Regions from separate parts of the Homo sapiens genome. Here region 1 is linked to region 2. Evidence: chromatin contacts called from ENCODE Hi-C or POLR2A ChIA-PET data. All regions are on one chromosome and are shown on one strand. Each heading gives the region's core, a stretch centred on a gene start or an enhancer-like site at or near the end of the contact. The rest is flanking DNA. Distances are from core to core; before and after follow the strand shown.

The links. Hi-C counts contacts between places; a loop is a spot of excess contacts on that map. ChIA-PET counts read pairs that join two places held with the same protein, here RNA polymerase II (POLR2A). Pooled maps may share reads with other maps.
Region 1: a loop to region 2 is called in a map of PC-9, with 19 times the contacts of the local background. The contact joins two enhancer-like sites. A Hi-C loop is called at or near these places in 1 of 168 maps with a recorded cell type or tissue (PC-9) and 7 of 50 pooled maps. POLR2A ChIA-PET finds 5 or more read pairs at or near these places in 1 of 52 experiments (AG04450).

The regions. Positions count from the first base shown.
Region 1 is chr2:11,444,831-11,448,769 of GRCh38, reverse strand. It overlaps E2F6 (E2F transcription factor 6), which reads left to right. Exons shown (of 7, transcript NM_198256.4): 6 at 996-1,143; 7 at 2,247-3,939. The coding sequence ends at 2,293. Among named protein-coding and RNA genes, the nearest start is that of E2F6, 19 kb to the left of the region's middle. Within about 2 kb of position 1,854, at least 2 of the 41 ENCODE cell types and tissues checked have a DNase peak (open chromatin) inside an H3K27ac peak, as active enhancers do.
Region 2 is chr2:11,580,802-11,584,967 of GRCh38, reverse strand. GREB1 (growth regulating estrogen receptor binding 1) reads right to left here. Exons shown (of 33, transcript NM_014668.4): 7 at 4,136-4,166. It also overlaps the pseudogene RN7SL674P. Among named protein-coding and RNA genes, the nearest start is that of MIR4429, 42 kb to the right of the region's middle. RefSeq lists a silencer at 463-552 and an enhancer at 1,931-2,225. Within about 2 kb of position 1,652, at least 15 of the 41 ENCODE cell types and tissues checked have a DNase peak (open chromatin) inside an H3K27ac peak, as active enhancers do.

The DNA.
Region 1 (3,939 bases), core at 605-3,104, 140 kb after region 2:
CTTGCAAAGCCAAAAATATTTACCATCTCAGCCTTTATGGAAGTTTGACAACACTTAATTTAGTGGAATGTTATTGTTAAGAAATATCTATTAAATTGTACAGGATTTATCATTCAAACCAGTTGTGACCTGGCACTCTAGAAGCTGAGCACAGATGTTCTCTAGCCCACTTGTAGTACCAGGAAGTCATAGCAAGGGCAGGTGAGGCTCTGAGACCGTCTGAGAGGCTGCATCTCCACAGACTCACCCTGGTATAAGATCACAATGAGGTGTGGAGTGGGAGGGAGCAGTGGTGTATGTGTGTCTAGCCCAGGCCTAACTGCATTAAAGGGGAGAAAACAGACTTTGTTATAGTTGAAGCAGCTCCCAATTAAAGCAATCATTTATAACTGGGGCTGTTCCTTAAGAATTTAGCATAATTCCCAGTAGAAGCACTGAAGTTGCCTGATACCTTACGGAAAAAAAGTATTTTGATTAATCCTGAGGAAATCTGAAATCAAAGGATGTGAATATCATAATGAGTTAATTAGTCCTTTATAAATAATGTAAACGATTTTTTTGACATTTTACTTGAGATATATTTTGATCTTTTCCTGTTCTTTCAACTGGACAAAAGAATGGCCCTTCCATTATCTCAAGACCTGTTCATTGGTCTGGAAATCCAAGCACATATTTATCCTGTGAGACTCTAGGGTATTCTGGAGTTCTGTGTCATCAAAACACTGATTTTTGACTGAAATACGGCCTCCTTGAAGGGTCAGCTCCTGAGTAGAAAAAGACAGGCTCTTGAGTACTGAGGTTTTCACATGATAGCTCTGAAGCCATTACTGCAGGATCACATGTAGCTGTCTTCAGCATGGGAATTGGCCAGTGCTGTAATGTGACTACAGCTAAGGTGATTTTCTCAAATGTCTCGAAATTTTTGCAGTTCTAGTGAGTGAAAAAATATGATTTATTATTTCATTCATCTTGACGATTCCTGTGTCCTTTGCTAGGACTCTATCACAGTGCACATAAGGAGCACCAACGGACCTATCGATGTCTATTTGTGTGAAGTGGAGCAGGGTCAGACCAGTAACAAAAGGTCTGAAGGTGTCGGGACCTCTTCATCTGAGAGCACTCATCCAGAAGGCCCTGAGGAAGGTAAATATACCAGTGATTCTGACAGTATTTTAATTAAGCATGCATAATTTTATTAATGTGTATTATGGCCTTAAGATATTTTTACTCTTCCTAGCCACAAAAACATGAGTAAAAAATTACAGCATAACTCTTACTGTAGTTTAGAATATTTCTGTGAACATTATAGTTAAATTTCTGTAGTTTTGGTAGCAGTGAAAACTTAGAATTCTGTTTGGTCCCATGGTGATACCAACTTGCGATGGTCTCTGAATAGGGCAGGCTTTCAGTCAAACAGCAGCTCCACTCGGCCAAAGAGCCTGCCCATGACCTGGCCGGGAGACTTCCCCTTCTGCACATCTTGGAGAAGGGAAGGGGCTAGACCTGCTTGACCCAGGCAGTCAAATACCCACTCAACTCAGCCAACAGCCCACTCCACAAGAGTCAGTCCTCAGTTGCACATTTCTAAGGACGTCGCCTCTGGACCCATCTGGCCAGAGCAGTGACTCCATCTAACCTCGGAACCCAGCTTGCAGTGCTGTCCAACAGCAGATCCCAAATAGTGGAATTGCCTGAGCAGGGGACCAGCATCCTGTGACCGGCCTGGGCAGAAGCCATCACAGTACCCAGCCAACAGCTCCACCGACATCCGAACAAAGACCCAGCCAACTGGAGAACTTGACAAGCACTGCGGGCCAGGGTGGTCTTCAGGTGGCCCTTGCAGAGCCACAGGCTGGACCGATAGGAAGCTTTCACTGACGAAGAATACCTGTAATGACCAGAAGAGGGGGCTGTTGCCCACATGCAGACAACAGCACAAAGACACAAGGATTACGAAGACTGGGGGAGTCGTGACGGCTCCAAAAGAAACTAATAAAGCCCTAATAAGGGAAGGTTTCCTCCATTCTCGGACGGGTGCTTTCAGGTACAAGTTAGAGTTCCAGTTTATTCTTGAGAGGCTGAAAAAATTAGCCTTATGCCATTAACCTGAGAATACGTGTTCTTGACCAGGCATCTTCAGGGTTTTCTGAAGTAGTCAGATTGTGTATTCTTTTACGTATTTGCCTATCAGACCTTCACTTAGGTGTATTCACTTAGGTGTATTTCTCTCTCGTGTTCTTTTCCAGAAGAAAATCCTCAGCAAAGTGAAGAATTGCTTGAAGTAAGCAACTGATGGCATTTGAGAATTTATGTATCACTGAGTTTTTTGGGAATATCTTCGTGGAGAATTACGCATCAAATTTGATTCTCAGAGCAATAAATTATCCATGAAGTGCTCTCGTTCTCAGTAGCGGCATCATGGCCAGTAGTGTCTTTGAGGAGTTCACCACTTAGATTACTGAGTAATTGTGGTTTCCACATTTGAAAACAACTCCTTTTATAATTATTCACTGCTTTTTGTCAGTGAAATAGACATCTTGCCTCCTGAAGTAGCTTCATCACAGAGTGTCATGAAGACAGACAGTCAGGCTGAAATGGACAGTTCTTTGTGGACTCTACCCTTCCCTTCAAGGAGTATGTCATATATCACAAAAGAAATTGCCTTACACTGGTTCATGTTTGCAGTTACTGTTGTACATTGCATAGATGTACACACGAATTTAAATGTGATGTCTTTGTATATATCTGTATAATGTTGAGATTACTTACGAAATATGTCTGAGTGACACTTTTCACCCTTGTACAGCCAAAATAATGTATATATGGAAAGTGACAGACAAATTCTCTAATCTCTTTGGTACCTATAACTTATTAGAATCCTCTGGATGAGGGTTAGAAGAGACTTTTTCCAAACTTCTACATGTAGAAGTATCATAAATGTGCTACACATTTATGTTTGTGGATTTAATTAAAGTATTTTAATATGGTTTTCAGTGCTAAAATTGGAGTCAGATACTTCTTGGTTTTAAGCTGTCTACCTAATTGCTGTCTCCCAGCAGACTGGTGGCATGCCCAGTGGCTTTGGGGGCAAGGATAGAAATGCCATCAGGAAATAGCTGAATTCATTGTGAAACATGAATTCAGTCATGGTGATAATTGGAAACTCCTTTCAGGTTTTTGCAAGTAGATTTTGTAATGTTTGTGTATGCAGCCTTGCTGTTGAGTCAGTCCAAGGGGTTTTACTTAGGACAAGTTGTACCTTGCCCTCTCTCCAGCTCTGCTCCCACATTTTCACATACCTAGCTGTTTCTACCTCATTGGGTAAGTCATTTACCACTCTGTGCCTCAGTTTACTCTGTAGTTTACCATTAGACTGTGAGCTCCTTGAGGGACTTTGTCATAATCACTGTTACATCCCAGTGCCTCACACCATGCCTGGCCCTTAAGAAGTGCTCAATAAATGTCTGAACAAATAAGTGAGTGGAGTGAGTGAATTGTAAGATCAGAATAATAATATTTGGTTTGTCTATCGTACAAGATTCCTGTATCGTTTGAATATTGCTTTTAAAGAAATATTTGAAGCGACTTCAAATTCAGACTGTGTTTAAAAAGATTTAAAATCGGAATCCAAAATCAAAGTATTAAAAAATAATGCTGAGTGTTTAGGATTCACATACCTCTGAGCTCTGGTGGCTTTTGCCAGTCCTGTCCCTCTGCTGAGCACCAGCCCTTCCTGCAGCAGTCCTGCCGGTGTGTTTCTGTGCACCTGGGGATGAAGTGTGCTCCTCCCCCAGCGGTTAGCCTCAATGCTTTTCCTCCCTCTGTTTTATTATTTGAAATTAGCCAAAGAAAAGCTGCAGGGGGCACTGCTGATCATCACTGGACTGGTGGGTCGTACTGTTTGACAGAATAGGGAATACAGGAGGAGGAGCAAGCCTA
Region 2 (4,166 bases), core at 403-2,902:
ACCTGGACCGGTTCACCCCTCCTTAGGCAACCTGGTGGTCCTCCACTCCCGGGAGGTCACCATATTGATGCCAAACTTAGTGCGGACACCCGATCGGCATAGCGCACTACAGCCCAGAACTCCTGGACTCAAGCGATCCTCCAGCCTCAGCCTCCCAAGTAGCTGGGACTACAGGCACGCGCCACCGCGCCCGGCTGTAAATGTTTCATTCCAAAGTTGTGTGTGTGTCTAAACGATCTCTCTCTGAGCCCGAGCTCCTTCATCTTTAAAATAGGACACTAAATCCTACTCTGAAAGGTGGTTTGATCAGGACTAAAGAGAATGTATGTAGAGTGCTTTGTGCAACGAATTGTGGGGAGCTTGGACCCAATAAGGTAGCCAGAATTACCCACATCATCATCATCTTCACTACCATCATTATTGTTATCGACATATTCCAATACACTTCTGAAGGGCTGGAAGAGAGAAATATGTTTGTGCAGACAGGCGGCAGCAGTATTTGATCCACCACCACAGCTCCACCGCTTGGGGGCAGTACTGATCCACCTGTGCTCCCCTCCCTGCCCCAGCCTGGAAAGCTAATTTCAGACTCAAAAAAATCAAGTACAGAGCAGCGCATCCACTCCAATGAGTCATCCCCGCCCACTCTAGACAACAGCATGCTCATGACTCAAACTATCTTCGTGAATGGTTCAAAATATCAAGAATTGGTTTCCATAGTTTCTTGACTAACCAGACACAAAATTTCCCCTACATGCAGAGATTCATGTCTCAACTTCAACTGTACATTAAACTCAACCGGGAAACTTTTAAAACTCTGTCTGGATGCAATCTCATCCCAAGTAAACCAGAAGCCCAGCATGGGAGCAGGACCCAGGCATCCCAATATCTCAACGCTTCTTCTTGATTCTAACGCACAGCCCGGGTGGAGAAATACCAATCAGAGCAACGGTTCTCCAGGTGTGACCCGAGGCACTGCACAGAACCCCCATGGGCCTATTAAACCTGTGTGTCCCTGGGCCCTGCCTTGACCTCCAGAATCACATCTCTGGAAACGACAGTAAAAAAACACCATCCTTTGTAAGCCAGCCTGGTGATTTTTTTTTTCGAGACAGAGTCTCGCTCTTGTTGCCCAGGCTGGAGTGCAGTGGCGCGGCCTCAGCTCACTGCAACCTCTGCCTCCTGAGTTCAAGCGATTCTCCTGCCTCAGTCTCCCGAGTAGCTGGGATTACAAGCGCGCACCACCACACCCGGCCAATTTTTGTATTTTTAGTAGAGACAGGGTTTCACCGTGTTGGTCAGGCTGGTCTCAAACTCCTGACCTCAGGTGATCCGCCTGCTCAGCCTCCCAAAGTGCCGAGATTATAGGTGTGAGCCAATGCACCCGACCAGCCTGGTAATTTTTAAGCACGCTGCAGGGTGAGAATCATTGCTTTAGAGTCTCTCAAGAGTAAACAAAAAAAAAATTATCACTTCATTTGACTGACTGAAAGTAAACAAAAAGTTAAAAGCATAAAGTACTTTGTTTACAAAGAGCTTTCAAAGCCGTGGGCTCCTTTGGCCCTCCCAACAACCACTGACGCAGCTGCTGCTTTCCTCCTTCCTGTTTGCAGGGATGAGGCCTTAGACTCTGCAAACATCTGTCCCCAATTGCGATGGGAGACCCCCCACAGAGGCTAAGCAGCCAGCTCCTCTAAAAGCTCTACTGAACGACCAAAGGGGACAGGGCTTGGAATTGGATCTCAGTAAGGATTGAAGAGACGCAGATGTTTTCTCACTTTGGGAAGATAACCCTATAAATAGTTCTAAATAGACCCTAAGCCCGTGAGCTCTTCCCAAATGATGTCACCAGGAACTGCTCCCATGGTACCAATGTGGATCAACTATTTCTCAAAATGTCTCTTGGGGAGGTACTATTTGGCATTTTTTGGAGATGACTCATTATGTAGCCTGTTTGGTGCGGGACATTGTGCATCCTGCCCGCTCTGTCCCAGCACCAAATGCCAGTAAGACCCTGGGCCTGGGACAACAAATCCATCCTTTACCAGAACATTTCCTACCCCCGCCCCCAGGGGGCAGCACTTCTCCATTGCGAACCAGTGAGTGACAGGACTCTAGGCTTCAGTAAACTCCATGTGGTATTAGACGCAGTTTCTTAAAAATTGATTTTGAGCTCTCTCCCCAGAGCAGAGGAGAAGGCCCAGGAACTCCGACACTTCAGCTGTGCTCAACGCAACTCAACCCAGCCAGCGTCATGCCCTCTGGCGGAGCTCCCCAGCAGCTGGTACCAGCGGCTCCAAGATGCACATGACCAAGGCGCTGCCCTCGGGAACTGCACAGCGCCGAGGCCCCGATGGCCACATGTGGCTGCGGGACTGAGCCTGGGACGGCTGGGAGCCCCGTGAGCTCACAGGGGGCCCTCCTGCACAGAGCAGGTGCCCCCTGAACTAACCTCAGAAAGGCGATTTAATAGGCGGGTGGAGAGAGCAGCCCAGAGCCGGGACGCAGGCACAGAGCATGGAGACAGGAGGATGGGGCCATGGGGGTGGGGGAGCTCAACTGCCCAGGGTAGCCAAAATAGCAGGGAATGAGGTTCGGCAGGTGGGCTGGAGCCAGATTCTGGAACGGCTCGTGTTCCCCTAGGCAATTTGGAGGAGCTCCATCTCCCACACCCCTCCACGGAGCATGGCAAGGAAAATACAGTCAGTCCCACACAGAAGGCTTCCCAAGGCCACCTTCCCAGGTTCCCGGGCTGAAGGAGGCCCTCATCTCCCTGCTGTTCAGGGTGGAGGCTGGGGGTCCACAGACAGCCCAGAAGGGAGGCCGCAGCAGCGTGGCATCCCCAGCATCCTCATCCCCAGAGGTCCAGCTCTGCAGCCACAGGGTTGCCCCCAAATGCAGCACCGGCAGAGAAGCAGCAGTCCCTGGATGAAAGCAGAGGCTGCCTGGGGCTAGGCTGCTGCGGAGGACGGGACTCAGCTACTGCCTGGGTCTTGGCTGCTGTGGGTTTCGGACTCCAGGATGGAGGTGCTGGTTGGGAGGCCTCGGATTCTGTTCAGAAACTACCTTTGCCCCTTCAGTGAAGAGTTAGACAATTCACAAGATTTTCACCAGGGAGATCCTCCACCAGCACAGTGGAGTGGGAGCATGGAGACCTGCCTTGCCTCTCTGGACCTCTGTCTCCTCCTCTGTAAAACAGCGCTGGCCTAGATGGTTTCTAAGGGCTCCTCCAGTTTGATGTCTTAGATCTTCAAATCCAATTTAGCTGAGTGCATGATGGAGGAAAGAAAGACGAGAATGGCTTATGATGTGGCTCCAGATGAGCATGGTGGGGAGAGCACTGGACTGGGAGTCCACGAGCAGGTCCCCAGGTTGCTCCGCCCGTTCACAGCTCCCTCAAACCCTCCTCTGGCAGGAGGTCTGCTCAGCCCCTTCACTCACCCCTCTCATCCATATCCTCACCTCCTCATTCCCTCTTTGCTCCCTTTGTCCCTTTCCATCTCTACATGATGCTTCCCCAGCTTCTAAGTTGCAGCTCAGTTATCACCTCCTCCAGGAAGCCTTCCCTGAGCAGACGAGCCTCAGCAATGAGGCTGATTTGGATGAGAACAGCCGGTACCGATTAGTGAGCTGCCAGATGTGCTCTGACCTTTCATACAGCACCTCATCCCTCTTAACAACCCTTGGAGCAGAATTCTCATCTCCAGATGAAGAAACATTTATTGAGACTTGGCCAAGGTCCCCTGACTAACAAGAGACAGCGGTAGGTTTTGAATTCATATTTTTCTGATTCAGAAGCCCATGTTCTTCCCCAACAACACACTGCCCACTATTGCTCCAAAATTCTACCATCCTCCAGCTGTGCAGCCCATAGGACAGGTCACTCGCCATTACCACAGGTGTCTCACTGCTCCTTGGCACATACGGTAACTCCCAAGTGTCACTCATAGAGCACCAGGGCCTGGGCCCAGACCCACGGACTCAGGAGGCACCTGTGGTCCTGGCCTGACTCTCATGGAAGCCACATCAGACTCCAGGAGGCTCAGCGGCCCCAGCCCAGCAGCTCCCATGCCCCCTCTGGCCTTGGCCCAAAGAAGAGCAGGATCCCCAGGACGGCCAGGACAGGCAGAGCTACCTAAAGCCGATGGTCGCGGCAGGGCCAACAG